Regions from separate parts of the Mus musculus genome. Here regions 2, 3, 4 and 5 are each linked to region 1. Evidence: chromatin loops called from intact Hi-C (ENCODE). Cell type or tissue: left cerebral cortex. All regions are shown on one strand. Links, peaks and the distances in the headings refer to the core of each region. The heading gives the core; the rest is flanking DNA. Region 1 holds the start of Arl4a (ADP-ribosylation factor-like 4A). Region 2 has its middle 30 kb from the start of Gm40399. Region 3 has its middle 26 kb from the start of Gm40399. Region 4 overlaps Gm34923 (a long non-coding RNA gene). Region 5 has its middle 5.6 kb from the start of Gm40399.

Region 1 (6,011 bases), core at 336-5,335:
TCAGAGATCTGCCTCCCAGTTAAAAGCAGAGTGAAAATTTACACTGATTTAGAATTGAGGAAAACCAGCTTTATGATCCCATCAAGACTAGGGATTTGGGGGAGAATACTGAACTCAGTAAAGGGTGGGGTGGGGGTGGGGTGAACCCCCAGAAACTAGCCTTCTGTGGAAACCTCACCAGAGAAAATCCACACTAGTATAAAACTAAACATTCCAGCTGATAAACGTTCTTCTTACACATCTAATTAAAAGCTACAGAAGTGGAAATACATATAAACTCCAAGTGAGATTGTTATCCTAATGCCTCCAGCTGTTTATTGGTAACTATTCTCCACAGCTCTACTCCTAACACAGGCACATTTGACATGGACGCTCCACTGGGTGCTACGTCATTTTGTAACAAGAATCAAAGTTCCAAAAATTCACCTGTGTCACTGAAAAGAAAAAAAAAAGTAAAAGCTCAAAAATCAAACCGAGTCCTGTTAGCAAAGTGCACTTCCTTTGGTGATTTCAGTACAAACAGCTGTTGGCTTCAAACATAGGAAACATGCTGATTTGCTGTATGTGATTTCTGGAAATAAGTCTTCCTGGAGAGAAAAATGAAAGCTCTCCCCTCCTTGTAATTTCATTTTGTTTTTATTACAGAAGAAACAGCACCAGTTAATTGTCTTAAAATGGCTTTGCTACTTCTCCCGTTCATTTTCTAGGCTCCTAATTGCTATCTGCACTACTGTACCATTTCTTCCTACAACCAGAGCTAGGAAGCTCTGGAAATACTGTTCAGCCAATTAACAAAAAAAATTAAAGCTCAGAGCACATACTGAAAGGTACCTTACATTTTCATTCCACGGTGTATCAAGTAATTATAAAGCTTTCATTTCTCCCAAAATGCTACAAAAATATATGAAAAAAATCCGTTTCCATCCGGTAAATAGTAACAAAACAAGTATCTTTTAACTAGATCATTTAGAGACTATGTATTACAGTAATTCCCTCTAACTGAATTCACCACCACTTTCTCTATAAATCCATTCATGTATTCAAGCATATGTATTTAGTCAACATACTCATATTTACATCAGTCATTTTTTAGGTTCAAGTAATAGTGCGCTTCTGACAATGAACTATTTCTACAATAGCTCCAAGACCCCAAAATGTTGTTTTAAACCTGTGTAGACAGATGCATAGCTATTTCTAAAAACTATACACCAAAACATGCTTGTCAGGAAAACTAACCCATGCACTTGAATATACCCCAAATATTTTAATTAATGCTAGACCAACTAAATTAAACATTTTCTAGAATTAAAGAGATAGCATTAAATTGTTTCCAGAATAACGTTAAAAACCACCTTGTCAAAACCTCCAGAAAAAATACTTCCTTCTTATCGCAGCGTGTTCAACTTAGCTGTGTGTGCATGTGTACACACTGATCTCCCTTAACATTTCCATTCATTAGCATTTTGTGTTTACAAAGCCTCGTTTGCAATTTCTTGGCAAAGGCTTCCCCCCAAAAGATACAAGCACAAAACACTAGGGCATACACTCTTCAAAGTTTTATTTCACTAACTTCAGGTCAAATTTCCACAAAATTGTTTTCTGGTCAATTACTAGCCTTTTTTGACTTCCCAAAATGGTAGTACCAAAAGATTTGTGGGTCAGGGAGAAGAGACCACTTTAAGAAGCATTGCATTGACTCATCTTCCACAAGGCAACAGAGTTGGGTATCTGACTGTTCAACAAAACAAAGCTTTAATAGCATCCATGAGGGCAGACAGGCAAACCAGGCTGTAGACACTCTTCAGCTTGTCAGAAATCAGACCCAGGAAAACCTATTCCACACCAATATAAAAGGTACTGCCATTCATCTCTTCTTTTTCTGTTGCCGCAACATTTTTCTCCTTTTAATTATCATATCATGTAGTTTCTCGAGTCCTTCCTTTAGCCCATCTCCTATGATTGCACAGGTGGGCTGCAAATGCCAAGGAGTCGATGAGCTCAGTTCCCCCATTGCTAACAACTTCTCAATCTCTGAGAGAGAGAGCGAGTTCCTCAGGTCTTGTTTATTAGCAACTATAAGCACAGGGACTCCCTGATTTTCGGATATCCTAGTTATTTTATGAAGTTCAGTTTTGGCTTCTTCCATTCTCTCAACATCGACAGAGTCCACCACAAACACAATACCATCTGTGCATCGGGTGTATGACTTCCACAGTGGTCTTAACTTCTCTTGACCACCTACATCCCAGAAGTGAAAAGTGACTGTTTTGGAATTGCCCAAGGTTACCTTAATTTTCTCAGTGTTAAATCCTTTGGTAGGTACGGTATTTACAAATTCGTTGAACTGCAGCCTGTATAAAACTGTTGTCTTTCCAGCACAGTCCAAACCCAGAATAACAATGTGAAAGGACTGAAAGGACGGCAGGCTGGACAGGATGGAAGTCTGGTCTGACAGTCCATTCCCCATTTCCAGCTGCAAATGGTGTCTCAAACTGAACGCGTTCTTCTTATCTGCTTACAATTTCTCTTCCTGGGTGATCGGGCTACGCGATTGCTGGGGAGGAAATGAGTAAGTTATTACTGTGAGCACATTAAAAATGGGGTTTCTCTACTTTCGCCAAAAATAAGCACATGAGGGACTTAATAAAACTTGCTGTGAGTAAACACACCAGATGAGGTAGTAGATGTATTCAATCCAAAACAAACGATGCCTAACTGTCACCCAAAGGCTTTCTTCGATCCACTCTAACTGCAGTAACGTGTACTTTTCTCTATTCTCTACGATCCCCGAACCTCAAAAGCTCATTCTGAAGACAACCCAGGCGCCACTATCTGGTGCCGGTCACCGTATCCACCACTAAAGTGCCTTTTCTTAGCAGAAAACTCAAAAAAAGCAGCCCTATCTGGGAGATCTAACCAGGCACGTCTCACCCGGCACCCAGGCTCACTTTCCTGGCTCCGTCCCCGCTACCAAAGCTCTCACCTCCCGGGCTGGAGTCGGGATTCCAATGGAGGGACATTGGCTGATGTGTCTCTCTCTCTCTCCCCGCGAGGAACACGCCACAGCTCCTCTCAACCGAGACCTCCGCGCCGCTCTGGCGGACGCCCCACAGGGAAGCCCAGACTCGGCCTCTGGCCACGCCCACCCTCACGGCCCACCCAGGCCCCGCGATCCCATTGGTCAGCGCGTCAGGGCCGCCCTGCCACTCCCGCCCCGGCGCCCTAATTGGCAAGGGTGCCTGCCACTCCCAGGGCGGCAGCGCCAGGGCTCGCTCTCGGCCCTCCGGCACCACCTGTTGCCCTGAGTGGGAAACGAGCAGGCATCGCAAAGGACGCCGAGCCCCTGCTGCAGGTCCGGTCGCTCGGCCGCCTCGCGCACCTGCAGCATGGGCCACGGTGACGCGGCCCTACGCGGCGGGAGCGGCCCACCGCGCCTCAGCTCGCCGTGCGCCCAGGCTCGCTGGGCCGCGCCAGCCCCTCTACACACCGAACGCCTCCGGCAATACTGCCTCCGCCCCGCCGCAGGCCTCTTCTCCAACATGACCCCGCGCCACTCACCTGGCTGACGGTCCTCCGTCGTCCCGCCTCCGCGGCTGTCAGCCGCCGGGGAGTCTGTCCCCGGGCAGCGGCGAGGCCTGACGGCGGCCGGGCCGACGCCGCGCGCCAGCCGGGCTAACGGTGCTCGCCAGCCTCGCTCCGGGCCGCGGCTCCGCCCCTCGCGCCGCGCCTGCCCGCGGGGGTCGCGCGCGCGCGTGCTGGCCGCGTCTCCTAGCAACGCCCAAACAAGGTCACGTTCCAACCCTTTCGGCGCCCGCCGCCGGCGCAGACGGGCGGGGCTTCGGCCGCGGGTTCTCGGTCTTTCTGCCGCCCCAGGCTGGGTGCGGGAGGGCGTCGCCGGTACCGCCCCTCTTCCTGTCACCCTAGGGCGGCCTCTGGGCGACCGCGGTGTTGATTCAGGGTCCTTGATGTTGGAGGACACTGGCCGGGTGGGTCCCTTACGTCACGTCACAAGGCAGCCTGGGGGAGTCTGCGCTGCCGCCCTCCCTAGCATGTGCTGGCTAGGATGGTAGCCTACCTTTTGTAAGCCAAGCGCTACCTCCTAAGTGAGTCTACGCCCCACAAGTTGGAACAGGAACCAATGCCCCTATTAAGGAGGAAGAAACGCACTTTGGAAACGCTAAATATTTCCAGTAGCCCAAGAAGAACGGGTGATGAAGCTGCAGCTGGTAACTTATGACTAGTGGTAAAGCACATTGGGCTCCATAGTGTAATTGTGTACCACTATGTTTGGCCTTAGGAGGCAAACTGTCGTTTTTGTGAATATTCCAGTCTTTGTAAAAACAGAATGAACCAAATTGGTCATGAACCAATTATAAAACGTGACCAGCAATCTTTTAAAGATGTTTAGAAAAACAAACAAAGGGCATTTTAAAGCTTGGTAGAACCTACAAGAAATTTTTATCTGGAAGGCTATAATAATAGTGCAATTTAAAAGTGTATTTTAAACTAGATTCTGGCCAAGCACTTGAGAGGCAGAGGCAGGCAGATCTGGATGCTTCAGGGCCAGCCTGGTCTACATAGAGAGTTGCAGGCCAGCCAAGGCTACGTAGTAAACCGTGACTCAATAGATACATAGATAGATAGATAGATAGATAGATAGATAGATAGATAGATAGATAGATTGTAACTTTCCTAAGAAATTTCCTGATCTTAAAATTACCATAGCCAGTAGTATTTATTTTATGAATAGTAGAAAGGATTGGGCTTCTTTCTGTTGTTTTTGTTTCTTTGTGGTTTAGTTTTTCTGTTGTTTTGTTGTTTTGGTTTTCGGGGCTTGTTTGTTTGGGTTTGGGGTTTTTTGTTTTGTTTTGGTTTGGTTTTTGGTTTTGTTTGTTTGATTTTTGGTTTTGGTTTTCAAGATAGGGTTTCTCTATGTAGCCCTGGACCAGGCTGGAATCAAACTCAGAAATTTGCCTGCCTCTGCCTCCCAAGTGCTGGGATTAAAGGCATGCACCACCCTCACCACTGCTCACCTTATTTCCATTGTTTTTAATAGCTGATATAAAAATCTAAGGAATAATAAGCACAGTGCCTAGCTTTAAGACAGCATCATTAATTTAGGAAGAAAAATCTCAAATGGCATATTCTATAAAGTTATTGAATGTAATCTGAACTAAAGATTGTAACTAAGTATGGGCTCTCATTAGCCAGTTACAGTTATTAACATAAAAAGGGAGAAAAGCTTTTGTTCAAGAACTGCTCTCCTTGGGAATTTTAACAGAGATTCTTTATTAAGCTTGAATTGCTTGCAAATCTCCTTAAATAATTTAAGGTAAAACTGCACCATTTATAGTATTTTTGAGATCAAGATCCTACAGGTATTTCATGCTCGGTTCCATTTTTGCAGTCATAGACACAAAGCAGGTGAGATCTGACAACAGTGAGACTCCATCCAGCCTTGCAGAAAACATCTTGCTGAGCTGCACTTCAGTGTGTTACTCTGAGCTTTTGACTAGAACGGCCACTAGCAGCCTGCAGCCTGTGAGTTCAATTTGAGAGATAAGTATTTTTCACGTGTCTTTAAGAACTCCAACGGAAAGAAAGACTATTTAATATAGACAGACCATCTGTGCCCCTAAAAAGCTTCAATTATTTGGCATCTACTGCTATACAGAAAAGTGTTTTGTATGCTTTATCTATAAGCAATAATATCCATATAAAAACAGCAGCAAATGATTAAAAAGCCACAAAATTTCTGAATCCCACTCTTCATTTTGCTGCACGGAGCCCATGTAGGTGTTTTACTTAGGTGCTCTTTGTTCCAGAAGGAGTTACCTTTGTGCTGCAGTTGAAGACCTGCACTGCTGCATCCTGAGGTGTCCTGGAGAACATCTGGAGGGTCTGTGGGAGATTTTATTTTTTGAGGGCAGCACTGCCATCTGTTGTAATGTGTTTGAAACTACAGCTGTTAAGTTTGCATCTACCTAAATATGGGCAAGTTTGAAACTCTC
Region 2 (6,011 bases), core at 461-5,460, 120 kb before region 1:
TTCTCACATTTGAAGTCCAAAGTTATAGTTTAGGGGTCATTCTTACTTTATTTCCACCCCAACATTTTAAGTGATGGATTGAACCCATAAGAAAATTGGTATTTAAAGGAAATAGCGAAGATATGATTTTTGAATGTATGATGCTAGGACTCAAACCAGGTCCTCTGGAAGAGCAACCTGTCCTCTTAACCCCTAAGCCATCACTGGCACCAACTCCAAAATTTTAACATTTAAAACCAACTTGTATTCAATCAGTGTTATAATCAATAATCTGCAACATCAAATACGTGGTGCTTTTCTTACTCTAAAGCATGGTCCTTCTTGAGGAAGGAGTGGTTTTGCCGTCCAAGAGATACTTGGCAATGTCTGAAGGCAGTTGTTGGTTGTCCCAACAGGGATACTTTTAGTAGACTGAGAACAAGAGCACAGGAGTGCAGCTAGCCATCTTCCTTTGCACAGCACCAGGGAATTTGACGCCCCTCTTAAGGTTCTTAAACTCATTGATAAGAGAAGGGGGATAGAGAAGATTTACAGCTTGCCTGGCACATTGTTTTACATTTAAATGCTTATAAAATAGCTTCCAACTAGCTTCTGAGCCCATTTTAAATTCTTCTATTAAAGTTAAGAAGTATAATGTCACCAAGTACTTACATGGTGGATAAGCTGTCTCATGGCAGGGAGACGCTTCAGAAAAAGAGTGAGAAAGTCCAGAACATCAGATAAAGACATGCCTAGGATCTGGTTAGTATCCAAAAGGAAAAAGAAACAGGATGGAAAGAGGGGAGAGGTTCACTTCTCTGAGTAATTTTAGAAGAACAGACTAAGCAGACCTGCATGACAACAGCTTCATAAGTGACCACACCGGGGAAGAAAATGCATGCTGTCTTACTAGGGAGATAAAAAAATGTGCCTCCCGTTTCACTAGCATGGCTTTAGATGAATTGGTCTTTCTGGATGATGGTCTTTTGGCCAGGTGATTAACATCCCAGCTGGATTAACCCTTAAGGAAGGAGAAAATAGTATGTAATGCTGTACTCTTTAGAGCAAGTCTGAATGCCATGTCTTCACCCAAGGCTCAAAAGTATTCTATGCTTTTGACTGGGTCTTAAGAATGGTGAGCATGCAGGCAGAATTAATTGATGCCGGAGAGGTAGCTGAGAGTTCTACATCCGAATTGGCAAGGAGCAGGAAAAGACAGTGAGCCACTGGGCATAGTTTGAGCTTCTGAAGCCTCAAAGCCCACCTCCTGTGACACATTTCCTCCAATAAAACCTTATGTGTTCAACAAGACAAAAGCCCCTAGTGATACCACTCCCCCAATGGGTCTATGAGGGTCGTTTTTCAAACCACCACAGTAAGATGAATGGAAGAAGACATTGTAAGAGTCTTATCTACGTCTATATGAACACCCAGTCAGAAAGTAGCAGCATCGTAAGGATGGTATAGTACATATGCTTTGTAGACAGCATCCTATGTTCACAGTCCATCCAGTTCGTCCACTTTCTAAATCTGATGATTTGCAGCTTAACCTCTGTGCCTCTCAGTTCTTCATCAGTAAAACAAATATTACAGTAGACTTCTCATTGTGAGGTCAAACATAAGTTATTATAGTCATAGCATGAGGCATGTAAAAAGTATGGTACGGATGTTGGCCTTTGTTAATACTGTGGTAGTGTTGTTGGTGTGGTTTGATTCTGTTGAGGCAAGTTCTCATTCTCCAGCTCTAGCTAGCCTACAACTCACAAAGACATATCAGCCTCAGCCTCAGCCTCAGCCTCTGCCTCTGCCTCTGCCTCTGCCCTCTGCGCTCTGCCCTCTGCCCTCTGCCCTCTGCCCTCTGCCCTCTGCCTAAGAACTGACATTTATAAGTGTGTACCTTGCCATTATAAATATTGTTGTTAATATACTTGTCATTTTTCAGAGATAGGAATATTGAAACTCAAAGAAGCATGTAAAATGTGCTGTCCTAGTAATCTAGTTGTCTAGCTGGGCTAGATGCCATCAGATCCCAGGCTGTAATGTTCCTGCATTGTTATGTGTCAGAGATTTTCCCAAAGGCTAAAGAGTTGCCAGGGTGTCTCCTGGAAGCTAAGCCATGGCAAATTATTCAGCCTGTAAAGTTGTTTGTTTAAACAGTTTTATAACTTAGCTTATACCCAATCAATAGTCTTGCCCACCGTTAAATAACGAAGTTCATTCTCTTAATCAAACCATGTTGTAAAGGAAGAGAAGAGCTCAAAATGGCACAAGATAGAGACATATCCCTGACTACCAAGAACAGATACAAATAAGGTATCAAAAATCTTCTAAAAGAGCGAGTTAATTACACTTCCACAGTCTTGGCCAGGTTTTTTTTTTTTTTTTTTTTGCTGATTCATCTCAGCTCACCTTGAGTCTTAGATGGCAAACTTAAGCTTCTTAAGTATATTTAGAGAAACCCTGAGACTACGTGCTACTTCCCAGAGGGATCCCAGGCCTTCGTCATTAGTCTATTAGTGACTGAGGTTTAACAGAATACACACAACAGGAAAAGAGAAGATAAATCTTTAGAGGACTGTCTATTCTATGCTGGGTTTCCTGTGTGGAAAATCAGATGACTTGCAACTAATTGTTTGTGTGCAAAAGCCTTTGGCAGCGTTGCCAACAAAAGCAGTGGACAGTGTCTGCTCGAAGCAAACACGTCAGCTCATGTGTTCAGCAAATCCTTTGATCAGAGTGTTGGTCATGTGAGAGGATTGCGTTTTTTTGCTCCGCTTCAGGAGGCTTTTCCTGTGAGCCTAATGTCTGGCCTGCTGAGTGCAGAGCTGCCAAGGCAGAGCCACAGGTGGCCACGACTTGGCAAGTGATAAAACAACAGCTCCACTGAACACAGCAAGAAAGGAACAGGATTCTCAGTCTGGCTTTCAATGCCTACAGACAGCACAAAGCGTTTCTCTTTGGAAATCTAAACTTCTCTACGAGATAGAAAGCCACAAACATAGACCTGTATTACTGAATCCATACCAAACAGTTGGGAGCTTAGATAAAGCAAAATAACCATTTTAAGATTTAGGGGCTTTTGCACAAATTAACAGAATTTTTAGGCACATCTATATAATGACATTTTTGCTAAATAACAAATGACTGTCTTCTTGTGCCTTTTTGCCCATTTCTTCTTTTGATGTAAAAGGGTCCCCTCAAATATTTTTATTCTAACTTTTAAGGAATGCCATATAGAATGTATGCACAGAGAATTTTTAAGTGCCAGTAAAACTTCACTTTCAGTGTCTCTCAACCACAATATATAGCCAACAGAGGCTTTCAAGAAGCCATTATCTTTGTACTCATTCCCCTTAACAGGTGTTCTTTGTGTCATCTTATCCGTCTGTCTGCTTCTCTCCAAGCCCTTGATGTCCTCATGATATAAATCCAATATTTACTTTAGCTCCTGCATATTCTGTATATTATCCCCCAACACTATATCTCACCCATAAACAATGCAAATGAATATATATGCATAGGCATACACATATCAGATATAAATATGTGCATATACATCATATGCATAACGCCAAGCGTCTGAACACACCCTTGATCCCACAGCTGGATATCTGTTTGCTCAACCTGTTCCTTGGGGATTATAAATTCCAGCTTCTAAGACACAGTAACTGAGAAGCAAGGCCAATGCCAAGTGTCTCTGCCAGGAGCTAGTCAGCTGGAACAAGTTCAGCCCTCCATTTTCTTCATCCATAAAATAGAAATTAAGGTGTATTGCTTGCTATACAGAGTCATTATTAAGACTGGCTGGGTTCATGAACATCATGGCATCTTTTAGAGACGTGCAACTGATGGTTTTTGTTTGTTGGTTGGTTGGTTTGGTTTGTTTTCCATTTTTAACATTACTTTCCTTTATTTGTACTGGTGTTTTCCTTACATGTATGTGTATGTATATCAGGTGCATGCCCGGTGCTCCTGGAGGTCAGAAAAAGGCATGAATTCCTTGGAACTAGAGTTATAAGCCACCAGGCAGGGTGCTTGGAATTGAACACAGGTTCTTTGTGTTGTGTTAGAATCAAGGCTCATGTCCAGACAGACCACACCAAGCCAATGCAGTTCCACGTGAGAGAGCTTTATTGTGGGGGAAGGGGACAAGAGGGAGCTATGGAGACAAAAGGAGAAAAGAGAAAAAGAGAGAGAGTGGGAAGCTCAAGAGGGTCTGCCTTTTATTTAGGCTGTGATATAACCGCTCTCTGGTAAAGACGGGAGGTAAACTAAATGGACGTTGGGAATGTATGGCTGGGTTTGGAGGTGTTTTGCAATGGTAAAGTCAGCTCCTGATACCAACACTTTGAATTGAACTCAGGTTCACTATTAGTCTGTGTGTTCTTACCTGCTGAGCCATTTCTCAAGGCCTGCAATTGGCATTTTTGTATTAAAAAAAAAATCCCCATTTCCTAAAATTAAGTGATCTCATTGTTTAGAAGAAACTTAGTTTAAACTAGTTACATTTACACTTTAATTCAAAACTCTGTTCTTATTCTCTGGCAAATGAGCATCAGTTTCTACTTGAGTACACTTCATAAAGGGTATACTTGACCTCTGAAAGCAACTTGCTCCATTCTTAATAATGGTGTTTGGCCACACAGTAATAAAATCAATGGGCCATCTCTGACATGGTTTCCAAACTAGCAACTTACCATATGTGTATCAGGAAAATAAAGTCTAGTTGTGTGCTTTCTTGATGGTTTGTTATTGGCCGATGGTAGTCCATTTCACTATGTTCAAGTCTCCAACTGGAAAGAGAAACTACTTTACATCAGACCACATTTCTGATATTTTAACTTGCATACTCTGAGATAATCCAGAGTCTACCTGCAAATAATCTCTGCATTCAAAAAAGTCTAAAATTTAGCTTTATAATAGTTAAAAAGTAAAACATGAAGTTCTCAGGAGAAATGACCAAGATAAGTTTTCGTGTGGTTGTAACTATCAAAGGTGATACATGTATGGAAAAGAGCTAGCACATGAATAATCAGGAAAACTTCGATTAAACTACCCTTGACTATTATGATACATAGAACAGAACTTTAGAGGCAAACAACTGACAATACCCAGCAAGGCTGAACATGTGGGGCATCTGAAAACCTCAAACAGCTGATCAGAATGGATGCCTATATCATTTTGTGGTGTATACTTAAACTAAAAATACCATTATCAAACAAGCTTAAAAATACCATTATCAAACAAGCTTAACACCAGGAATGATGGAGATTTTCTCCATTCAAAGAATTGCACAGCATGCATGTAAAACTAAATTTGGCTCAAATATCTATTCACTGTAGATGGATAATTGTAAGATATTTGAGCTGTACACTAATGAGAAAGATTATGTATCTCTACACACAGCTGAGTTACAGATCTCATACTCAGGGGCACACAACTTATGGGCAAAGACGTCTCAGAATAAAAACCAATGCATAGCTGCACATCTTGTGTTCAGAAACTTGTCTACTCTATAAAGAATCATTCAAGCATTATAGACTTATGATCCTCTTCATGTTTTATTTTTTTAGTTTACTTCTAGGGAAAATATAATCAGCCTTTCTTCTTGTGTCCATTCTTTCCCCCTTGTATATTTCCTGAGTTAAGTCTCAGATTTCGTGGGGATTTGGGGTTTTTTTTTGTTTGTTTCTTTCTTTGTTTTTTTGTTTTTTTAGACCAGATTTCTCTGTGTAGCCGTAGAACTTGTATCTGGCTTTGGCCTACCTTTGCCTCCTAGGTGTTTGGATTAAAGGCATGCACCACCACTCCTGGCCTGTCGGATTAAAATTTTAATATAGTGTGTGTGTGTGTGTGTGTGTGTGTGTGTGTGTGTGTGTGCGCGTGTGATACTGAGAACTGAATCTAGGACCTCACAATTTTAAGCAGGCTACATCCCCACCATTTGTAATTGTATTTAAGGAAAGTTCAAGTGTAAGAAATTTAACATTTGGTGACAAGGGTGATAGTAATAACTACCTTTGGACAGACAT
Region 3 (6,011 bases), core at 584-5,583, 61 kb before region 1:
GGCAAGAACTTGGTCCCAATTCCTTATCCTAGTACACAGTAACAAATGCTCCAAAAACATAGACTGAGCAAGTGTGTAAAGGTTTTATAAACACTGGTTCATTTTATCTTCCAAATAACTACATGAAAACATCTCAAGAAACAAATCCAAAGCATTAAGAAGTTAGCCTGACCTACTGCGACCAATCATCTAGGCTGCACAAAGTTGAAGCTGTAGCCTTGGTGTCTATACGTTTCTGTTTTAGCGTCCCTTGAACTGTGTGTTAGGGTTCTCTCATTGTGAAAAATACTTGAGATCAACCACTTAAGGAGGAAAGTTTACTCAGGCTCGTGATTTCAGAGATCCAGTCTATGCCTCTCTGGCTCTGGTGTTTTGGGCCTGCGATGTCACAGTGCTGACGGTTTCTGTTCACCTAATTTTGGCAGCAATCAGGGAAAGCTGAACCACTTTAAGGACAAACTGCCAATGTCCTACATCCGTTCCAGTAGACCTCACCTACCAAAGGGTTCCCTCATCCTAAGAGTGTCACAGGCTGCTGGCCATACATTTAACAGGAGCCACTGAGGGAACATTTTCAACCCTGAGAAAACTAATTTCACTAAAAGATGCTGCCGTTTTCCCAGCAAGCAAAGCTCAGTCCAGCCTCCATTTCTTTAAAGAAACATACCTAAGTAGATGATTTCCACTATCAGCATTCCTCCAGACTTAATCCCCTCTCCGCTTCTGTCTACAACAGCCGAGCTATGCGACACAGACATTTCTCCACTATCAATGCCATCCCCTTGTTCTTTGAGTTGATCTCTCTGTTATCAGTGACTTCCTCCCTCCTGAACTCTTCCAACATGATGGCAGGAAAGGGTTAATACTTAATTCTTCTGTGGAAATCAGTCCATGACTTACCCACATTTCAACAAAACTTGAACTTCTTAGCTTTGCATAAAACCACCCAAGAAGGCTACTGCCTTCTGCCTTCCCACCCCTTTCCATTACTGTCTCGCTGAGACCTACACAGAATGCCTACAACACTGGTCCTCTTCCAACTCCCTGCCTTTGACATGTTCCCTCCCTCTGGATGTATTTACCCACTTGTCTGCCTTAGTCACATCTCACATCCTTGAGGACCCATGCATGATAAATGCATCTTGGGTTTAAAAGGCTTTACCTATCTTGCCTACACAGACAGTGCTAGGTTGACTGATTTTTCTCTGCTCTAGACTCTGATTTAAAAACAAACAAAAAACAGATCTACCCTCAACCTGAGTATGTTGACAATATGCAGTATTTCCAATCATTGTTTTACTGTTTGTGTTTTCGTAATTTTTGTTTCACTTTTGAATCTGACAGTTCAGAGACTTATGTGCCTTTATAATACATGAACTATTATAGCTATTGCAGGAAATGATGGGCTCTCTCACAGCAGCGCCCGCAGCCCAGCATGGCAAACATGACAAGCCTTGTCCACCCCTCTTTCCTCCTTTTGTTAAACCATTAGATTACATTCCTAAAGTGAGCCCCCAAGGTCTATTCCCTTTGTTGGCCACTGACCCGTTCCTGAGATTGATCTCCAAGGTCCAGCTATCAAAATTCATTATTGGAGAGCCTGTTCAATCAGGACGTACCAACTCACCCTAGTGCAGACTTCCCTTAAATGTGTTTCTTTCTGCAGAGAAACACATGCTGCTTGCTGCCTTTGTCCAATCCAGAGGCAGCTCCCCACATGCTTTTACTACTCCAGGGTAGTAAATCTCCTTTGTTCTGAGAACTTAGTGTCTGGGTAACTTAGTATCTGGGTGTGTTCTGTAATGACTCTGAGGCCCCTTACCGGAAGAATACATCAAAGAGAGACATTTTTTTTTCCTGAACATGATTGTAATCAAATGCAACAAGCAAGTATTGTACCATGGATGCATTAAAGTGTCAGTAGTTACACATAGTGCTGACTAACTCTGTAAGAGAGCTGGTGTATCCCCTCCTGCATTAGACTTGTCTCCAGACAGCTTCATAGCACTGGTCTGGCACCGTGGAGGGTACAAATATAAATGAGGCAGTCTGCAACCCAATGAGAGAGACATCGTTTTTTCCAAGGGAATGAACATGACTTCATTTGACTCCACATGTATGATCTCATTTGTCTTTTACTCTTACTTGATCTGTATTTTCAGGTAACACAGAATTGCCTCCTATCACTGATCCCTTTGTTTTGCCCTGAGCTTTCTTCTTAAGGCCTATTTATTTCAGGAAGTTTAGAATTTGAAGAACAAGCCCACATTTAGAAATTCAGTGGGTATTTAAATATATGCTTTGATTCTTTTAAGTCTTGTTGTTAAATAATAATAATAATGAATAAATTCCTGGGCTTAAGCCTTTTGGAGAAATAACTTTTTATCACCCTATCTATTTTATAGATCTCTTAATATTTAGTTGTTGCCCACCCCACCCCCACCGCCCTTAGGCAGGAATTCCTCGAGAGCCAGGGTAGCACTAACCAGCTGATCTGCTCAGGAAACAGAGTGCTTGCAAATACAAAGAAAGGTAGAATTTTTTTCTTGTGTGCCTTGAAGAATTATTTTGCCTTCCCTTTGTCCGAGTTTCCATGGAAACTCCTCTCCTGGAAATGAGCAGTTCATCAGAGCCCTCATCCTGAATGTAAGCAGAACACGGGGCCGATGCTGTGATCTATTTTAGTGCAGTCACGGCTTGCAGAAATCTAGGAATAATTATTATATGCATAAGGGGGTCAGGCAACATGAAAATGAGCATAAATGGGAAACAATGGCTTGGGTGGCAGCTTTAATCTTCTTGTTGCCTTTGTGTAGATGTAATAGGGTGAAATGTGCTTCTTACTTGTATCTCAAACAATGAGCAGCAGGCAGCAGAGGAACCCACGGATACCAAATCAGTCCGTACCTGCACGAGCCTATCAACATCATGACAGTGAAAGAAATTGTTTCAAAATAGCAGAAATGGACACAGAAATCAGTTTGTCGTCTACCGGAAAACAACTTAGGAGAAAATCCACTTTAAATGGAGATACAAGTAGCAGAGATTATACTTTCTGTTCTGAAAGGTTTGGTTAAGAAACCCCATGATGTATTTGAGTTGGAATCATGAAGCAAGACTTCCCATCTTCCCTGGGGGCTGGGGGGTGGGGCAGGGGATGTTACAAGATGGTGCTATGTAATAACAGGTATCTTAGCCTGGTGCTATATATAGCTCAGTGGTACAGCACATGCTTGGCATGGAGAGCCTGACTAAATAATCAACAATCAAAACAGAAAATGCATAGATACACACTAGTATTGAATATACTGGTATCTGTGTATCCCTGGAGTTTTCTATAAAATCACAGCCGTTTCAGATTTCTTCTGTCCTACGTCAGTCATGTTCTAGCTATGGAAATTCTCTAAGTTTCTAAAACTATACAGCTCCATTTGGTCTTTCCTTCTTCCTCTGTGAATTCAATGCTAGTATTGAATGCATTTTTCCAGGAGTCTCATTTCAGGAGAATTCTGTTGGCTTCTACTGTGATGACATCACTCTGAGGTGGAAGGAATCACACTTCCTCCTGAGCAAAGAACTGAGAGAGGGGGGAAAAGGTATCACCCGTACATGATCTTCAATCTCTCAACTCTCTGGAAATACAAGCATTCATAGTCTTTAGTTAGTTAGTTGTTTAGTTAGTTGGACTTAACCAGAATGATGAGTTTTGAAACTGTAGAGGCAACCTGTTGGCCACTCACACCACTCATCTGTAAACTTTGTATACTCTGTATACTTTGTAAACTTGGCAAACCCCCATAGCAAGAAATTGGACAGCCCCCTGCCTAAGTAGCTCCAGCAGCCAGCCTCCCTCTGCTAGACCTGTCATAATGCCCTTTCTACCCTCTGTAACTGTCACAAGGTTATCTCCAGCCCCTCAATAGGACCTTCTCCAGATTATGCTAATTTTTGGTAAAAGTCTCAGCAAGAGCTACCAATCCCTGAATAAGAAAAACCCACCAATCCTTGAACATTCCACAGATACCCACCAATCCCTGCGCTCTCCCAAGCTTAGGACTTGAAATCTCACCAATCCTCACCCTGGAAATCTGTGCCCTGGAAAACGCTGCCCCCTAAAAAATCCTTGATAAGCTCTGCCCTTTGTCCAATTACCTGCTGTCCGCTCCCTCCTGGGAGCAGAGGCAGCCACTCCTGGATTTGTCTCTCCACACCCTGGACCCACCAATAAATCTCTTGTATGAGATTTGCTGCTTGGTGTGACTCTCTCATCAAAAGAAGCTTAAAGCCCAGCACTTGAGTTCGAGGCCAGCCTGGTGTACAGAGTGAGTTCCAGGACAGCCAGGGCTACACAGAGAAACCCTGTCTTGAAAAAAAAAAAAATGAAGAAATGAAGGGAAGAATAGAACGAGCTGGGCCAAGGCCTCTGAGCTCCTCAGCTCAGCTGGTCTTATTCTCCCCTAGAAGCTATAATACTGAGGAGGCTTCCTCTCTGAGCTCTGTGGTTCTTGGGCTGCCGTGTCTCAGGATGCCCTTCTATTGGGACACCTTCTCCCTTCAGAGCTGTGTGTGGTTCCTGGGCTTCCGGTAATCTTCTCATCCAAGCAGAAAGGCCAAAAGCCTTGCCTTTTCATTGTCAACAACAAAGGACAGCTTAAGGGACCGGTCTTTAGAACGCTTGTGAAACATGGTACAAAACATCTTATGCAATACGAACAACACATCATCCTGCAGAAAGCAATGTTCCCACGTCCCCAGATCACTCTGGGGGTGACAGGACTGCCTGGCCTTGTCATTTTAGGGAGGACAAGTGGTATGAGGATACAAGGTCTGCCTTTTCTCTTTCTGTTCTCGTGACTTAGTTCACTTCCAGTTTTACTGAGCTCATTCCATATTCCAAGTGTAGTAAGAGGTTGTCTATGTGAGAGTGAGTCAAGCACACACTCCACCCTCAGGTTGGGGGTGGGGAGGGTGAGACACAGCAATGGACTCAGAAGCAAGGATGCTCCTCCCACAACCCTCCCCAGTCTCTTCACACACAGGCAATAGCTCTGCTTCTGGGAAATCGAGTAGAAATTACAGGAAGCTTCAATGATGTATAGACTCTGGCAATCGCTTGCCTACACCCCCTAATCCATTTCATCCCATACTCTCCAAATTTATCTAACTCAGCCTTGAGCTATAGATACAGATTAAATAGAATTCTTGACTCTTGGCTTCTCAGCTCTAGGCAGGAACATTAATAAAAATGAAGATTGCCTAATTACTATAAATTTTGCTTTTGAAATCCTAGAAACTTCAAAAAGATAACTTTCTTCTTAATACTACCAGAATCTATGTATGTCTTTTGCTACTCTTTTGAATTTCGCCTTACTCTGTATCCAAAACTTACCTGTGTCCTCTCCTGAGCATGAGTCCAGGAGACACTTAAGAAAAACAGTGGTTGTTTTGTGTGTGTTTGTATGTTTGTGTGTTTTAACATGATTGTTAAGAAATGGGCTTTCTAATCAGATAAACTTGGAAAAATGTACTCACTTGATCTACATATCAGAAAACCATAATCTGTAGTTAAAGTTTCTGGAAGTCTTAAATATTAAAATGCAACTAATTTTATTTAAAACTTTAGTTCCTTATTATTTAGTCAAAAAACTCTGATATCAAAACAGTTTACTCTAAGAAATTAGTTTTCATGGAGCACAATAAGTATAAACTGATGCCTGTGTATACTTGGATAAAAACAGAAATTTCCTCTCCCTGCACCTAAAACCAGATGGATCATTCATGCAACAAGTGTTTATTGAGCATGTGCTATCTACCAACACTTACGCCCACTCTCGCCTATGACTCATCCAGATCTCAGGGATCTTGTGAGCCTGTAAGGCACAGTGTGGTGAGAATCCATTTAGTTCGGAACTCTGTCATGGGAACATTCTTTCTAGTAACCAGCTCACAGCATTGGCTTCACTGATGACCAACCTCATGCTCCATGTCTATTTCTGGGATTGATTGCACCG
Region 4 (6,011 bases), core at 347-5,346, 530 kb before region 1:
GTGGGCAGCATTAATTGGCCTCAGGAGGTTATTAATAGAAATAAAGAAAGAAGTCATGAGGTCGGGAAAGAGGTGTGGGGTAGGAGCAACAAAAGGAGTTGGAGGGAGGTTAGTGATGGATGGGTTTGATCAAAAGTCATTGTATAACTATATGGCATTGTCAAAAAACAAAAATATTATTTAAAAAGAAAAAAAAGAACAAAGCATCTGGTTGATGGATAAAACATGGCACCAACGTGTCAGTGATGAGGATACAAGATGTCTAGTGGGACAGGAACGGTGTTCAAAGTCAGCCACTAGGAAAGCACAAACCAAACTACAAGGAGACAGCATACACATTCATACAAATGACAAATGTCAACACAATTGCCATCTAATATGCAGAGAAACTGATCAACTAATATATAAAAATTTGGCCATTTTTCATAACCAAATTATCTAAGTTTACTTCCCAGATGACATGATAAAATACCAACTAAATGCAACTTGGAGAAAAAAAAAGAGTCATTTCATTTTACAATTTATAATCTATCACTGCGAGACAGCAACTCAAGGAGAAACCATAGGAAACTCTTCTTAGTTTTTCTGAATCGTGTTCAACTCCTTTTCTTTTACTACTCGGGGCACTGCCCAAAGTGAGCTGGGACTCCTGCATCCATTAGAAATTAAGAAAATGTGCTATATACAATGGTAACACAAATGTTATAGAGGTGACCACCGACCCTTTAATTAGATTTAAGGCCCATTTCATGAGATGAAATCGCACATGATACTGTTAAAAGGGCCAAGAACATGAGACTATATAGGTCACAGGCCCTAAAGAAAGCCTAATACTCTTGTTTTGCCAAAGGAGCATAGAAAGAAAATGATTCCTAATGACACATTGCTATACCCACAGATTGGTGAATCACTTAACTCACATCACAGAAGTTCCTTCTGACAATAGATAATAGTGAGTCCAAAGACCCGTAAGTGGACAATGTGCAGAGAGTAAGAGATGTTAGAGAACTTAACCCTAAATAGTATGTCTCTATTAAATTTCTCCCCTCATGGACCAAAGGTCAAAGAGGAAAAGGAGGAGGAGGAAGAGGAAGAGGAGAAGGAAGAGATGGAAAGATTGTAAAAGCCCAAGATGGGGAGATGACTCCAAGGAAACTCTCCTCCAGACACAAGAGTACTGATGCACATGTGAACGTACATAAAATATAAAACATAAAATAGAGGTAAGGGTGGTGGAGAGAGCATGAAAAGGCTATGAGAGGGTAGCATGAATAGATAGAGATGAAACTTCTATCTATTGACTTTCTTGGTGGATCCATGAATTTCTACATATGATATCATTCCATAAATTTCACGGACACACTGTACAAGTGAATCTAGGGTAATCTGAATAAGGCTGATTCATGAATAAGGCAACATTCATGTCCTGGTTATTATATTGTGTTAGAGTTTTTTGTGATGTTACCCTTGAAGAAGACCAATAAATAACAAATAAAGCTCTGTCTGTGTTGTTACTTACAATTGCTCATGAACCCGCAACTATCTCAAGATAAAATGTTCATTCTTTAAGAGCATGGTTCTGCCACCTAGCGACTACAAACTAGCAATGTGATTTAAAGGGTGAAAAGAGCAGAGGGGTTATCCTATTTTAGGGCATTTCAAATAATCTGGCCTATGTACTTTCACATACTTGAAAACATTACATGCTTATAGCACTACATTCTTGCTATAAAAATCAGGAATTTTTATCACTTCAAATTAAAACGGAAAATGTTTGAACTGAATGTTGTAGTTTTACACACCATGGTTGAAGAGTTGAGTGCAAAGAGAGGGTGGTGTCTGGATTAGTGGAAATGCCTAAGATTTCCAACTGTTGCTCTGTGATTAAGTTCCGATTCTGCATGTGCGGTGGAGCCAAAAGCCAATGGTAAATGGGGGTTTGGGAAGGAGCTGTCAAAATCCAGACTGCTGTGTTGTCGGTATGAACTAAGGAAATAAGGAAGCCAGTATGATTGTTGATTGCTTTATCAGTTACTCACAATCTGTGTGTTGTCTGTGTATATAAGCAGGGTCTGAAGGGACTCTAGGGATCCCTGCACCCTTTGCTGACCAGACAGGAAGGAGAAAGCGAAACTTGCACTTGTCAATTAAAGGCTGTGATTTACAGCTGACCTCTCTGCCATTTCTGGTATTTGGTGACGACAGCAAGGACGGAAGAAAGACAGAAGCCATTTCCACTCCAGAGGCAGAAAGAAAAAAGTAGGTATTGGCTGAAAGCACTTTGTGTACCTACGTTGACTCTACATTTCACAATATCATTTTTAGCATGGACAGAGTCATGTTACAGATAGAAGAAAAAGACAATAATAAGTAGATAGATAGATAGATAGATAGATAGATAGATAGATAGATAGATCCACAGATGCAAACTGTAATAACTGTAATACAAGAAGGCAGACAGTAATTTCGAAATGGGTGCATTAGGCTTTGATAAGTTTGGGTTTTTTTTTTTTTGTTTGGTTGGTTTTTTGTTTTGTTTTGTTTTGTTTGTTTTTTTGAGAGGCAAAGAAGAAATCATGTTTTCACCCTTTAAATCACTTCATTGGCTTGTAGTCTTTTAAAACATGGCACTCCTTAACTAGGCATCTAAATGGCACATAAGGCTTCCATAGACAATACCTTCCGATGTATGCTTTCATGTGGCCACTAGGTGTCAGCGTAGTACAACAGAACCTGTGCTTCCTACTTAAAGCGTTCCCACTCTACAGCAACATCTTTCACTCAGCAGTGCGACCAATTGACAGGCATACATGGAATAAAAAAATCTCGTTTCCTTTGGGGCTATCTCATTCACCAGTGACTTTTCGGGAAATTTTCCGTTAATAAGTGCACACATTGCAATCAAGGATCTTCTTCTAAAAGCTGTGAGAGCGAGTTTGCAAGGCGGTGCATGCCTATAATCCCAGCATTCAAGTCTGCTCTACTCCAGTCCTATCGCAGAGAAAATAATGCCTAGAGCAATGGGAGTCCCTGAGAAGGGACAGATCGCAGCTCCTGTGGGGAGATTCCTTGGAGAGAAGAGAACAGGAGAGTGAGCACAGGACTGATTCAGTGAGCGCCTGCAGTCTCGCAAATTCTCCCCACTGAGAAGCCCATGGAGTTTGTACCCTTTCTTCCCTGCCTGCTGCTCCTTGTAACAAAGCAGGCCTGGAACACACTGTGTACCACATTGTTTCTAGAACACCACTCATTTGAATGACAGGTGACTGGGCCTCTAAGGGAAAGGGACTCCTTTGTGACTACTCACCTGCTCCTCCATCTAGAGTCAGCCTGTCATTTCTTTGAACCTAGAATGTAAAACACCAAATCAGTTCTACTTCTTTCTGTGGGGCTTTGGTCCCACAGTTGAGTTGTGCCTGAGGAAAATCTCCAGAAACAGTTTTCAGGAAAGTGAATCAAGTAGGGAAAGTGGAGCAACAACCACGCAGGCTTTCCATTTGATTTGCTTCACAGTGGATTGGGAAGTGGGGGAACGGCAAGTTCTCCCACCTTTGCTTGTGAGCTCTTCCCAGGCATTGTGCGAGACTCCAGAGCACTCTCTGAGCATCAAGGCTCCGGTCGGCTGTGACAATTCACCCAGAGCAGTGAACCTATGGACATGACCACACAAGGCTCAGAACTGTCTGGGTACCACAAGTTTTCCTCCTATATAGTATAGTAAATGGCAATCTGACATGGACTGATATGTCACCAGGTGACAGAGCCCAAATTAGCCAATAGTTGGTGGGTGGGTGGCAGCTGCCTTCCTTCACCACAGTATTCATCACAGTACTTGGCACCAGCTGTGGTAGGGGGGTAGGGGGACTTTTATTTACATCAGCTTGTGCTAGGGGGACATTTATTTGCATCACCATATTATCTGTCTAGTCCATCAGTTTCCTCAGTCATGAGAGATAGTGCTAACCTGCTGAAGCATTAAGCTCCTCTGAATGAAGGAGGGGCAGCCATCTACGTTATAGGGTGATGGGGACCTGGCAAGGCTAACAGGGCCACTTGCTTTTGAGCACTTTCTCATTCTGCCTGCCTTTCATTTGCAGTCTTCTAACCATCTCCAGCAGTTTTCTGGCACAGCTTTCTGGGAGCATGATAGAGAATACGAGAGCATAAGTTAGAATGTCTGCATCTACCCGAAACGTTTTAACCTTTTCTAAGATATCCTGAGACGTTCACTTTGACATAAGATTTAAAGGGATTTCTTTGTAAAGACTGTTTCAAGTTCTGTTAATCTGTACTATCTATAGTGATCAGCACCACAGCCAGTCACTTTAGCTGGAGATAAACAGCCCTGTGGTGCTAGAAATCTGAGCACCACAACAGAAAGGAAAGCTAGTCCTGGGATGGTTTCAGAGACTTTATGATGCCGAATTCTCAACATTTATGTTTTCATTTGTCTTAATATTTTACTGTTCCTATATTATACTACATTTTAAGAAAATCACTTACATTATAAATATTTTTCTAACTTTTGAATGTCAACTTCTTGCTGCTTGGGGGATACTTGGCCACTTCAGCGACAAATTACTCCTTAATATACTGTGCTTATTTAAATATGAAAGCATTAATGTATTTTGACAATTTGACAGGCGAACATGGAATAAATAAACTAAATGGCATGTTTTTCAACTGTGAATTGTGAGATTCCTGCTTTCATCTTAAAATGCTTTATTATATTAATTATATATATACATGTATATATATATATATGTATGCACTATTATTGTCTTTCTACAAAGATGAAATAGATGCTGGTTTAAGAAGTTGGCTGCATGTTTTCTCATACCATCCAACATGAGCAAATAAATTGAATACGTGCTTTGAAAAGCAGAAAGGGTAAGTTGCTATAGACGTAAAATGGAACATCCTCAACAGAGACTCCATAACCATAGCACAGCTGGCATGCCCTAAAGAGAACCTGCCATCTTCTGCTACATATGCAACTAGAAACACAGTTCTGGTGGGTACTGGTTAGTTCATATTGTTGATCATCCTCTAGGGTTGCAGACCCCTTTAGCTTCTTGGTTACTTTCTCTAGCTCCTTCATTAGGAGTCCTGTGTTCCATCCTATAGATGACTGTGAGCATCCACTTCTGTATTTGCCAGGCACTGGCCTAGCCTCACAAGAGATAAATATATCAGGGTCCTGTCAGATAAATCTTGCTGGCATGTGCAATACTGTCTGGGTTTGGTGGTTGTATATGAGATGGATCCCCAGTTGGGCAGTCTCTGGATGGTCCTTTCTTCTGTCACAGCTCTGAACTTTGTCTCTGTAACTTGCTCCATGGGTATTTTGTTCCCCCTTCTAAGAAGAAACAAAGTATCCACACTTTGGTCTTCCTTCATCTTGAGTTTCATGTGTTTTGCAAATTGTATCTTGGGTAGTCTAAGATTCTGGGCTAATATCTGCTTATCAGTAAGTACATATCATGTGTGTTCTTTTGTGATTGGGTTACCTCACTCAGGATGATATCCTCCAGATCCATCCATTTGTCTAAGAATTTCATAAATTCACTGTTTTTAATTGCTGAGTAGTACTCCATTGTGTAAATGTATCACATTTTCTGTATCCATTCCTCTGATGGGGCTATTTCTTCATGGCTTACTTTATCCTAGGCCACTCAAATACCCACCACATGTCTCAGTTTAATCACATCAACAATGAAAGTAATGCCATTTCCTTCCAGGGTGTTTTTGAAATTAAGACATACATATAATGACCTGACAAGGGGCATTACACACCTGGGAAGTACTGTGTGGAGAGGCAATAGAAGAGATTCACGTGCAGGCTCCGTCTTTCAGGGCTCCACTCAATGCTTTGGTAGATCATGTACACTGAACTCCATTTCCCTTAAAACAGTGCACTCTACTAACACCCTAACTCATTCAGCAGGATCTAGTTGAATCAAAAGCACACAAGGAAGAGACCACAGAACTTCAAATCTCCCTTGTATCTT
Region 5 (6,011 bases), core at 502-5,501, 81 kb before region 1:
ATATATTTGGCCTGGCAACTGCTTAACTTCCTTTAGATACCTTGATAGTTCTAGATTGATAGCTCAGTCAATAAAGCACTTCTTCCTTCTCAGGCATGAGGATCTGAGTACAATCTTCCAGAGCCCACATTTAAAAAACAAATACAAGTGTCATACCTGTAACAACAGATATGGCGATGAGGTGGGGAAGGGTAGAGGAAGTGGGAGGCAGGAAGATCCCTGGTGTTCTCCTTGGTGAGTACCAGTTTAATAAGAGACCCTGCCTCTAAAAATGGATAACTAGCATCTGAGAAATGACACTCAAAACTGTACTCTTGCCTCCATAGACAGAGCACCCCCTTCCCATATGTTCTCTGATAATTTGGATAAAAATCAGCAGCATACTTGAGTTCTCCTCATACTCACCACATTTTCATCTGTCCTAAGAGGAATTAAGGGAAGCCGTGTGCACTTACCAGGCATCTTCTCCGATACCATGTTGTCATCTGCTTGTTTTTGACAGTGCTATTTACTTTTAATTTATTATAAATGTTTAAACGCAATAAATGTTTTAACAGATTATAACACAACACAAATAAGACATATACCCCTCACCTGCATTCAAGATGATAAAAGTTTTCAGAACTCCCTCATCTCCCCACACACACAGGACTGGCCTCTCTTTTGCCATCTCATTTGAAGCAAGACACTGTGACCTGGACATTTTGCCTCTCAATTCTTCAGAATGAATGTTTCCAAAGTTAAGACATTTTGCCCATGTGATACCACCATGTCCTCCATCCTTAAGATATCATCAACATTAATGTAAATGAATTATCCAATATTCTGAACAAGTCTACACTTTTTTCAATTATCACAAAGTATCTTCAAAGTTTACCTAGTGCAAAGGGTTGTGATCATGCCTCCACAGAGCCTTGTAGACGGGAACACCCTATCACACATTACCAATTGCATAATTCAATGTTTAGAAGTGTCTAGGCTCCTCTAATGATGGCTTGCTCCATGTTTCCACGTCTCTTCCAGGAACAAAAAACTAACTAACTTCCTACATCCTGAAGCCTTGACTGCATTTTGGCCACTGACCTCGCTTTCTGTTAAAAGCACCACCAGCCAATTCATAGGATACATTTACAACAGTTTCTAGTGAACCAGCTTTTTGGAGTTTGGAAGAAGAAGAAGAAGAAAACATCAGCGTGGCAGGTGGCTCACACCTGCATTCCCAGCGCTTAAGAGGTTAAATCAAGAAGATAATGCAAGTTTAATGCAGTGGTCAATCTGAGCCATATAGTGAGTCATAAGCCACCACAGATTACAGAATGAGTCCCCATCTCAAAAAAAAAAAAAAAAAAAAAAAAAGACTAGCAAATGTTCTATAGTCTCATGGCAGTGAATCTAAATTAGATCCCCCACAAAATAGTAGTTTGAATTTCCTTCACAATTACATGCAAAGCAAAATATCTTTGGGGGTTCCAAATCTAGGTTGCATTGCGATTGCACTACAGACTACCTTGTTGAGCTAATGGTGTAATATAGTTTTCAACCGTAATCATTTTAGCATCATAAACTAGGCAGCAGAATAAGTGGAGATGCCGATGTATTATAGCACAACGAGAACATCTCCCTTGTCGCCCATTCCATGCTCTCTGACAAGGCCTGCAGTGCGGGGAGGAGTGCAAAAGACCGATGCCGCTTATCCAACACTTGCATTTCGTCTGCTTCATAGATGAGCATTGATGTTCTCTCATGATAAGTGACACAAGAGACAGTCTCTGAGGACACTTGTGTAGAAAAGATATACATGTTCATCTGATTAAATGAATCACTATTGCTTTAAGTACTTTATATATCATATCTTGGTCTGGGGTGCCCTGGCATAGCCTAACCTGGTCTGGGTTTTGTTTGTTCGTTTGTTTGTTTGGGTCTTTTTTGTTTTGTTTTATTTTGCTTTCTTTTGTTTTGTTTTGGTGGTGGTGGTTTTTAACTTGGTTTTGAGACAAAGCCTCTCCTGTAACCTGGCCTTTCCTAGATATCCTGCGTCAGCTTCCCAGGTGCTAGGGTTACAGTTATAAGCACCATATCTGGTTTGCTAATAATGTCTTTTAATTGAAGTTTTTGCGGTTGTTGGCATAAAACCTAGAGCCAGATAAAAATCTTAATATTCAGTTTCTCTTGACATAAGAAAGACTTTTTTTAATTATTTATTTTATGTATATGAGTACACCATTGTCTTCAGTCATACCAGATGAGGGCATCGGATCCCATTACAGATGATTGTGAGCCACCATGTGGCTACTGGGAATTGAACTCAAGACCTATGGAAGAGCAATCGGTGCTCTTAAACACTGAGCCATCTCTCCAGCCCAGAAAGACCTTTTCTAATGGAAATAGACCCATTATTACCTCCTTTCTTCATCTTCTCCATGTGCCAACGATTTGTCAGAACCCCCCTCCTCTGACTTTTATGTTATATGGAATATAAACCCATGAGCCTTTTATTATAGTCCATCTCCTATCTCTTGGGTCCGTCACACTTGACCCACTTCCCTCAAATTCACCTGCATGGCTGCCAAGTCAGATAGGTTTCAAAATCTGGATTCAATTCTGCTTGAGTAATCAGAACTAGGTTAAAGTTGTGGTATTGTATAAGATTCTGCAACAGTGCATGCCCGATGAGACTAGCCATGTTGTTCATTGCTAAGGCCATTCTGCAGAAAGTGAATTAAGTAACACATTATTTAAATCTTGGTGGGCCTGGCCTCACACACCTGCAATACCAATACTGAGGAGACTGAGGCAAGAGGCCTGCTACACGTTCAAGGGCAGCTCAGCTACATAGTGGATACCAGGACAATCAGGGCTACAGAGCAAAACCTTGTCTCAGAAACAAAATAAAGAATATCATCTATCTCTTTGCACCAGTAATCAAAAAGTCATGTACCCCAGTGCTCAAAAGTAAACTTCAGGGTTGGGCATGGGTAGGCTTTTTTTTTAATCCTTCCTACTCTTTACCCAAGAAGACTGTCAAACTATATATGGCCAAGAAGCAGTCATTTAATGATGAGATGACAGCTCAGTATTCACGAAGGAGGGGATGGATGATCTGGCCTCTTTGGAAAAGCCAGGAAAGAATTCGTATCCTATCTCGACCAATACGTTTTATCGTCCAATGAGAGGAAGTGAAATCACGTGGTGAAATGAAACCCCTCTGTAAATGGTGTTTCCTCAGAAGCAGGAGGTGCCAGTGAGACTGTCAACGGCAGCAAGTTGGGCCTTTTCTGGCACGGTTCGGTTGAATGAGCACCCCTGACAGCTCAGCCTCTGCGCCCATTAGGCACAGTGTGAAAGGCCCCATTCACTTGCCAGCTGGCGTGGCAACCCTTTATCTAAGGATGTAAGCCAGGCAGCACTCGCCTCCCGCCACTGGATACCGGAGTGACGATTAATTATGGATGGAATGCAGTCAAGCCCGGCTGCAATTGTAATCAAATGAGAGCACACTAAGGAAAAATAACATTTTATCCTGTGCAAGGTACCTCACAAATAGATTTGTGACGGACTGCTGCCAGTTAGCTGAAGAGAAACTAAAAATATCGGTCAAATTATTCACACAAGTAGCATAAGTAAGAACTGATCAAATAAAAATACAATTCCTATGATTGTATAACAGATACTTTATTTAATTTATAGTTTGATTCTCCAGAACTACAGGTCCACAGTTTTTGCTTTTTTTGTTTTGTTGTGGGTTTTTTTTTCCAATGAACACTGAGGAATACTCTATCAGCTGGCACTCTAATGAAGAGATCTAGGAATTTTCTACATCCAAAAGCCTTCCTGGTGAAAAGAGATTACAATATTTCATGCTTTACTGCAAGGCTCATATGTTACTTTGATAGCTCGTGAATATTGGAACTGGGAATTGTAAAATATTCAGTCAACAAATAGGAACAGCTTGATAATTATAGCCATGAATAATCAAAGAGAGAGGAAGTAATGTCGGTCTGTGCAGCAAAAATACTAAAGAATATATTTCTTTTAAAGTGCAATTTAAAAACAGGGGAGATGGCTCAGGATTTTAGAGACCTTGCTATTCTTGCAAAGGACCTGAGTTCAGTTCCCAGCACCCACGTGGTGGCTCACAACCATCTGTAACTCCAGTCCAGACACTCTGATGGCTTTTTCTGGCTTCTGGGGGCCCCAGGCACACATGCAATGCATGTGCACATGTGTAGTCAAAACATTCATACACATAAAATGAATGTTTGAAAAAAAGCACAGTTTAAATCCCACTCTTATTAGAGGAAGAGTGTCATTAGGTCAACTCTCTCGGAAAAAAAAAAGCAAACCATTGCTCTGAGGATTCCGACTCAACAAAAAACAAACAAACAAACAAACAAAAACCATAGGCACAGCACACTACAGGGAAACAGGTCTCATGGAGTAGAACCACACACACCTTTGTAAGACCTGCTTACTTTAAATATGGCACTAGTGGGTGATGCTCTTATCATTAATAGCAGAAATGGAATGACTCGTGATTTTTTAAATTCCCTTACAATGTGACTGTTTAAGGAGAAAGTTAACTGGAATCATAACAAAAATGTCTTGTCTCTTGAGCCCCAAATCCCGCATAGTGTCTGCTGGAAGAGTGAAGGTCTTCAGAGCAACAGACTAGGAGCTAATATAGAGAAGGAGGCTGGAAACTGTCTGCTGAATCTTGAATTCCACTTCAGTCTCTCCCCCTTCCTTCACTGCCAAACTATCTGTTCAGTGACGGATGCCTGGAGGGGAGCCAGAGATTCCAGCAAAAGAGAAAGGTTGAAAAGACGCATGGCATAATGCCATGCCAGGCTGAACTACTCCATCATGGCTGTTCACCCACTACCATCCCTCCCCTTCCAACTGCCAACAGTAAAATCCAGACTAGCCAGGTGGTCATAGTAACCGGGAAGCAACATTTAATAATTGTTGAACCAGCAAGATGTCTTTGAGAGAACAACATTGGGTATGAGAACAGGAATTGCACGGATGGCTAGTCGGAAAAAATAAAATAAAACTGTAAAAGCCAACATGCCAGAAGAAAAGGCAAATGCATCTGTGGTTCTTTCCCATTCTGTCTTGGAGAGAGCTAAAGCTTTGTGTGCAGCTTCTAATTAAAACCAAACAATAAATATTGACATAAGGACAATGGTTTCTAGTACTGGGATCTTGGTTGGCTTAATAGTGCCCCGTCTGTCCCACCTATCTTATTACTCAGAACGAGGCAAGTAAACACACTTCCACTTTGATTGTTGTATTCTGCACTGGCTTACTTGGCTTAAAGATCAAATAACAAGGGTTTCATAAAGAGCTCTAAAGGAAAGTGTTTCAAAAGTGGAGGGGGAGACGGGCCACCTAGAAAAGAGAGCATGAGTATCATGGTGTCTGTTAACAGTTGTCTCCAGAATTCCTTCACTTCTACAATGACACCCACCAAAAGGGGGATGTTCATGTGGTAGTAAGTCACCCTTGTTTGCTTCCCTTTGACGTGAAGTCCTTTTTTATGAAAGAATGACACAACATTGGGATTTAACTACTGCCCCAAAAAAAGTTAAAAAATAAAATAGAATTTTCAAGCAACTGATCATGTAAGAGAAACTATACCAGCAAAAATGAAGGTTAATGCTTAAACTCAATCTCTTTATTTCTATCATGGCATACTGTCTTGATTTTTCCAACAATAACAACAACAACAAAAACACCACTCTGTGTCTTTACCTCTTAACTAGGGATATCTTTTTATCTGGGTACATGTTTTTTTTTCTTTTTCATAGTTTCACAACCTGTCACCCCAAGGGATGAAAGAGGGGTTCTTCCTCTTGCCTCATGCAGAATGCAACTCACTCATCTGCATCTATACCCTGGAATCTGACTTACAAGTGTGCTGATGAATATTGACCTAGTTCTGTACATGCTGCCACTCCCCACTCCCACCCATCACAAACCCACCACCCGAGTAGTTCTGCATTCCACTG

Evidence for each region. Peaks named below come from ENCODE experiments on the same cell type or tissue, not always from the same donor. Only the 100,000 strongest peaks of a DNase experiment are listed, where the experiment ranks them.
Region 2: a loop joins it to region 1, with 8 times the contacts of the local background. A loop is called at or near these places in 2 of 42 quality-filtered maps.
Region 3: it touches region 1 in a loop (4-fold over the local background); 4 of 42 quality-filtered maps call a loop at or near these places.
Region 4: a loop joins it to region 1, with 9 times the contacts of the local background. A loop is called at or near these places in 36 of 42 quality-filtered maps.
Region 5: a loop joins it to region 1, with 5 times the contacts of the local background. A loop is called at or near these places in 7 of 42 quality-filtered maps.

Annotation. Positions count from the first base shown.
Region 1 is chr12:40,034,280-40,040,290 of GRCm38, forward strand. Arl4a (ADP-ribosylation factor-like 4A) reads right to left here and starts at 3,708. Exons shown (of 2, transcript NM_001039515.1): 1 at 3,559-3,708; 2 at 1-2,554. The coding sequence starts at 2,467. The coding sequence ends at 1,865. It overlaps Arl4aos (ADP-ribosylation factor-like 4A, opposite strand), which reads left to right and starts at 3,798. Exons shown (of 3, transcript NR_166749.1): 1 at 3,798-4,226; 2 at 5,408-5,541; 3 at 5,826-6,011. In left cerebral cortex, for the core only: a CTCF peak has its summit at 3,284; DNase peaks (open chromatin) are centred at 522, 1,767, 2,165, 2,567 and 2 more places; H3K4me3 peaks cover 4,099 bases; H3K27ac peaks cover 3,616 bases.
Region 2 is chr12:39,918,027-39,924,037 of GRCm38, forward strand. No RefSeq gene overlaps it. Among named protein-coding and RNA genes, the nearest start is that of Gm40399, 30 kb to the right of the region's middle. In left cerebral cortex, for the core only: no CTCF peak of the experiment used is centred there; a DNase peak (open chromatin) is centred at 2,815.
Region 3 is chr12:39,973,416-39,979,426 of GRCm38, forward strand. No RefSeq gene overlaps it. Among named protein-coding and RNA genes, the nearest start is that of Gm40399, 26 kb to the left of the region's middle. In left cerebral cortex, for the core only: no CTCF peak of the experiment used is centred there; DNase peaks (open chromatin) are centred at 1,041, 2,686, 3,515 and 4,969; H3K4me3 peaks cover 197 bases; H3K27ac peaks cover 2,231 bases.
Region 4 is chr12:39,507,429-39,513,439 of GRCm38, forward strand. It overlaps Gm34923 (a long non-coding RNA gene), which reads right to left. Exons shown (of 3, transcript XR_381461.2): 2 at 3,308-3,347. Among named protein-coding and RNA genes, the nearest start is that of Gm34923, 17 kb to the right of the region's middle. In left cerebral cortex, for the core only: CTCF peaks have their summits at 1,581 and 2,713 (motif pointing right); a DNase peak (open chromatin) is centred at 2,743; H3K4me3 peaks cover 395 bases.
Region 5 is chr12:39,953,271-39,959,281 of GRCm38, forward strand. No RefSeq gene overlaps it. Among named protein-coding and RNA genes, the nearest start is that of Gm40399, 5.6 kb to the left of the region's middle. In left cerebral cortex, for the core only: no CTCF peak of the experiment used is centred there; DNase peaks (open chromatin) are centred at 3,346 and 4,846; H3K4me3 peaks cover 523 bases.